Regions from separate parts of the Homo sapiens genome. Here region 1 is linked to region 2. A link is a contact called in ENCODE Hi-C data. All regions are on one chromosome and are shown on one strand. The core of a region is the stretch at or near the end of the contact, and the rest is flanking DNA. Distances in the headings are between cores, read along the strand shown.

Region 1 (2,700 bases), core at 154-2,653, 910 kb after region 2:
AAACCCATTCTGTCCAAAGTGTGCTCAGAAATCCTTATGTCCCTGCACTTGTCTGAAAATGAAGATTCCTAGGCCCCCGCCTGGAAATTCTGATTCGGTAGGTCTGCAGTGGGGCCCAGGAATCTGCCTGTTTATACTTACTAAGGCTTGAAAACTACTGTCTCAAAGGGAACAAACTCAGAAAAATAGAGCATGTTCCCAGTGATGTAGGATTCTTCATTATGAGCATCAACTGTACTATGCCGTAACATGATGATCTCAGAGGTTAGAGAAATCTTCAAGCTATTTGCCTTCATGTTAGAAGCACCATAACGCTAAGATTCTGGGCTCTCACAACCCTTCCTGTTTTCTACGTCCTTGCTCATCATTAGCAGCTCCTTCCTCCGTGTCGCCTTTAGAAGTTACTCTTGCTCCATTTCAAAACAGCGTTTTAGACACCAGCGTTTTTATCTTAAGTTTAAATGAAAGGCAGGGGGCGAGATTAAGTGTACAGCACGTTCTTTAGGACGTGCTCTTTGTGATGGCTACGGGGGTGGCTCAGATAGCTCTTTTGGTAAATTTCCCAATCCTGCGCCATGCTCCAGTGTCTAGTATGTATTAGACACTCATGAACATTAAATGACCAGGTGAGGTAACATTACATAATGGCCCACCATAGTCTTTTACTCTGGGAAAACCCCAATCATCATTGCTACTTACACTGACAAACTGAATGTCGTCTTCATTTTCATCCGTTGTTGACTCAGATGCCTCAGGGCCAGCTGGAGGGACAGATTCTATTATCTATAAAAACAAGCCAAAACATGCTTATCTGTTCAGCCACATTCGTGTAGGAAGAGAGCGTTTCCGAAAGGAACAATTAAAGACAGAGAGCTCTTGAGGAAAACGAACTGAGCACAATTTCACGGAAACCCGACTAGGAACGGAACTCGAGCTCTGGCTCTTGCCACAGAGTGTGCGGAGCTGCAGGGACCCAACGCTGAAAACGCGTTAGTTACCAGCCTCTCACAATTCCCCTTATCTACTCCAGGAGGAACGCAAGCTCAACACCGAAGGGCAATCCTGCCTTAAAACGTCGCTCCCACTGGCCCAGCCGCGGCCACAACGAACGCCAGGGCCCGTGCGGGGGGCCGGGCGGCCATTGTTGCTGCGGGTTCCTCGCTCAGACACGCACCAGGCCCCAGAGCTGGGCTCGGCCCAAGACACTGAAGAGGTATCGCCCCGAGGCTGCGACGGAGCACCAGGCCTCAGACCGCAGAAAACACAAACCCTTCGCGGTTCGCCTCTGAGAACGCCAGGACCCTCACTCGACTACTCACTTCCGACCCCGGGTCTCCCATGTCTCCGACGGCCGCGCTGACAGCACCACTGCTCCTGCTGTCCCTACTGCCGCAGCCGCCACCACTCCCCTTCCCGCCCTGCACCGCCTCGCGCTACCGGGACCCGCCCCTGCGTGAGCTGGGAGGCCACTGGCGGAAAGAGACGAAAACCGCTTCAAAAGAGGGGCAGCCCTCACTGGTCCGCTATCTCCCCGGAGCCTCTTTCTCTCATTCCCGGGCTTCCTTCCCCGCGCCGCAGAGGATGCTGGGATGGTAGTTCCTACCCGCCGCGCGACCGCGCCGCGCGACTGCCCCGCGCGTGGGTGAAGAATGGAAAAAGACTCTGAGCTACAGCGAAGTCGTCTCCCTTCGGTGTTGCTCTACTATAATAAAATAGCCGAGTTCTTTCTCTCACTTTTTCACAACCAAATATTCGTCTATGTAATAGATCAATGGGAATGAAAAAAAATTGTGTGTGATTTGCTCAGAAATTGCCTTACCAAAATCGTGGCTCACCTTTTTATTTTAACATTTATTCACAAATGATTTTAAACATGAAATTTATGAAAGCAAATTTTAACAGAGAATATTCTTTTAAAGCTTTTATTTGTTTACCTCTATCAGCCTAGGACCACCTGTTATTGACAAGTCTGTAGTCCCAGAAAATCACCTTTATCATTTTGACCCTGATCTACAATGCACAAAATTATACAACAAAGGAGCTATGAGGTATCTGATTAGCCAACTGATCTTCAGCAAAGCAAACAAAAACATAAAGTGGGGAAAGGACACCCTTTTCAACAAATGGTGCTGGGATAATTGGTGACCCACATGTAGAAGAATTAAACTGGATCCTCATCTCTCACCTTATACAAAAATCAACTCAAGATGCATCAAAGACTTAAATCTAAGACCCGAAGTCATAAAAATTGCTCAAGATAACACCGGAAAAATACCTTCTAGACATTGGCTTAGGCAAAGACTTCGCGATGAAGAACCCAAAAGCAAATGCAACAGAAACAAAGATAAATAGACTGAACTTAATTAAACTAAAAAGCTTCTGCACAGCAAAAAAAATAATCAGCAGAGTAAACAGACAACCCACAAAGTGGGAGAAAAGGAGAACATAGGAACAAAGGAAAACATAGACTTACTAGGATTTTAAGGAGTTGGTGAAATTTAAGTGAAGCAGTGTTTTGATAGGTTCAAAACCGTCTAGTGCTGTGTGTAAAGGGTTCAACATCACATACGGACTGCATAGCGAGCCCAGGGTCTTGTTAACTTCAAAACTACAAAGTTAACACACACAGAGTATTGTGCTCAGAAACCCCTTCCTCCGTGTAGCCATGCCCTAAGTGTGTGGATTTATTTCTGGGTACTG
Region 2 (2,820 bases), core at 143-2,642:
AGGAATTCAACCCCATGTTTAGGAAGAGGTTAATATTTGATAAATTGCCTACACATCTCTCCATCTCTCTATGAAAATATTTTATTTTACTTGAGATGATAATATAAACAATTATTTTCAGGAGTTACAAAATACATTAATTGTATAATTTTTTTGGTAGCAACTTAAGGTGAAACTTTCTCAACAGGGGAAAAGTAGCTGTCATAGGAGCCTAAATAGTGGAGTAGGCTTCTGCTGCCATAAGCCACCAAGATTTATAAAGAGAAGAAATAGTCATGGCATCTGTTTGCTCAACTAACAACATTAAATTTCTATGTGCAATATTGGTAATGATGCATCTAAACCTTATGTAGTAAATAATTTATGAATCTTTTAGGGTGTCAGAGTTTTTTGGCTTTAGTCTAGGTAGAAAGGTCATAGAGTAAGTAGACAGCCTATACGTTTAATGAATATTTGTATTTGCGATGGCTCACGCTTGTGATCCCAGCACTTTGGGAGGCCGAGATGAGTGAATCAGGAGGTCAGGAGTTTGAGACCAGCCTGGTCAATATGGTTAAACCCTGTCTCTATTAAAAATACAAAAAATTACCTGGGTGTGGTGGTGCGTGTCTGCAGTGCCAGCTACTTGGGAGGCTGAGGCAGAAGAATCTCTTGAACCTGGGAGGCAGAGGTTGCAGTGAGCCGAGATCACGCCATTGCACTCCAGCCTGGGCAACAGAGTGATACTCCGCCTCAAAAAAAAAAAAAAAAAAAAAGCAAAGGGTGTCGCCTGTAATCCCAGCACTTTGGGAGGCCGAGGCAGGCGGATCACTTGAGGCCAGGAGTTCGAAACCAGCCTGGCCAACATGGCAAAACCTCGTGTCTACTAAAAATACAAAAAATTAGCTGCGCCTGGTGGTGGACGCCTGTAATCCCAGCTACTTGGGAGGCCGAGACAGAAGAATCGCTTGAACCCGGGAGGCGGAGGTTGCAGTGAGCCGAGATCACGCCGTTGCACTCCAGCCTGGGCGACAGAGACTCCGTTTCAAAACAAAAACAAAAACAAAAAAAACAAAACAAAACAAAACAAAAAACCAAAAATTAGCCGACGGGCACCTGTAATCCCAGCTACTCGGGAGGCTGAGGAAGGAGAATCGCTTGATCCCGGGAGGCAGAGGTTGCAGTGAGCTGAGATTACGCCACTGTACTGCAGCCTGGGCGACAGAGGCTCTGGCTTTAAAAAAAAAAAAAAAGGGAAAGGATGTTACAGAAACTCCAGATACTACTCCGCTCCAGTGGTCTGAGTTGCGCGGCGTTTTCCCGCCGCCTGTCCGGTAGGGGGCGCTGCGCAGGAAGCCGCAGTCCCTCTGCGGAAGGCGCCGCTCTTGGCTTCGGCGGCGCCGCTGTAGCTTGGAGGCGGTACTTCCTCCAGCATTTGCCGCGAGTTATTGGCAAGTTCCCCTGCAGTTGTTTGGGCTGTCGCTGTGGCTGGTTCTGCGGTGTGCGGCCAGCCATGGAGCGCTCTGGGCCCAGCGAAGGTGGGTTTCATGAAGCGAGTCCGGGCGGGGTGGGCCGTGTCGGGGGAGCTGGGGCGCCGCACTAACTAGGCCGCCTCTCTTTTCCTCTTGCTCCAGTGACAGGCTCAGACGCATCGGGACCGGACCCGCAGCTTGTGGTCACCATGGGCTTCACGGGGTTCGGGGTTCGGTGAGTGACTGCCCCAGGCAGAGACCCTCTTCCTTTTGCAGAGGTTTGAAGAGCCGCAGAGTGGGAGGGGAGATCGAGCTGTCAACTCGGAATTACTGTAGCTCGGGTGCATACCTTGCAGTTTGTCAATATTCTTCTCCCATTTGTCTTCTATTCTGCGTATCCGTTGGAACCAACTCAGGTGACAGTTATGAGAGTCCTGGAGAGAGAGGAAGAGAAAGGATTTTTCTAATTTTAAGTCACCAATAATGCTAAAATGAACATTTTTGTAAATAACAGCATTTGTACGAGGATTTTTAAAAATATGTAATTCTGTAGGGTAGATTTCTAAAAGAGAGCCTAGTTTATTCAGAAGTATAAATACTTAAAAAGCTGAAAAATTGGGTATGTGCCTTTTAAAGCTTCTTGATGCTTACTGCCGTAATACCCATCAAAAAACTTGTTTCAGGTTATACCAAAGTTAACAGAATTTAAGAATGCCATTTTGACCATATCCGTACCAACACAGAGTAGGTATTATTATTTAAAAAGAAAATTATTTAAAAAATGAAAACAAAACTTTAGTAGACTGATACATGAGAAATGATTTCTCTTTATTTTGCATTTTAAAATTATAAATGCTGTTCATCCAAACATTGGGATTCTAACTTCCCTGAACCTTTTCTCAAGGTCTTCTTGTTCTCTTTTGACCAGCGTGTATTAATTCTATGATAGTAATTAAACAGTAGACTTACACATATTGGCCTTGGGTTGTGTTCACACATACTGGTTCTGTAGTTTTTCTATTCATTCTTTTTTTTTTGGAGACGGAGTCTCGCTCAGTCGCCCAGGCTGGAGTGCAGTGGCAAGATCTCGGCTCACTGCGAGCTCTGCCTCCCGGGTTCACGCCATTTTCCCGCCTCAGCCTCCCGAGTAGCTGGGACTACAGGCGCCCGCCACCTCGCCTGGCTAATTTTTTTTGTATTTTTAGTAGAGACGGGGTTTCACCGTGTTAGCCAGGATGATCTCGATCTCCTGACCTCGTGATCCGCCCGTCTCGGCCTCCGAAAGTGCTGGGATTACAGGCGTGAGCCACCGCGCCCAGCCTTTTCTATTTTTTTATTTTTTGAGATGGAGTCTCCCTCTGTCACCCAG

What was found. Hi-C counts contacts between places; a loop is a spot of excess contacts on that map. Pooled maps may share reads with other maps.
Region 1: a pooled map shows a loop between it and region 2 (10-fold over the local background). The contact joins the promoter of KIAA1586 here to the promoter of LINC00680 in region 2. A Hi-C loop is called at or near these places in 7 of 50 pooled maps.

Annotation. Positions count from the first base shown.
Region 1 is chr6:57,045,396-57,048,095 of GRCh38, reverse strand. KIAA1586 reads right to left here and starts at 1,403. Exons shown (of 4, transcript NM_020931.4): 1 at 1,320-1,403; 2 at 700-783. The coding sequence starts at 1,340. RefSeq lists enhancers at 1-815, 1,632-1,721 and a silencer at 2,351-2,645.
Region 2 is chr6:57,960,018-57,962,837 of GRCh38, reverse strand. LINC00680 (long intergenic non-protein coding RNA 680) reads left to right here and starts at 1,392. Exons shown (of 4, transcript NR_132996.1): 1 at 1,392-1,517. It overlaps LOC101927293 (a long non-coding RNA gene), which reads right to left and starts at 1,290. Exons shown (of 4, transcript NR_187657.1): 1 at 1,096-1,290; 2 at 590-657. It also overlaps the pseudogene LINC00680-GUSBP4. RefSeq lists enhancers at 1,321-1,370, 1,391-1,490.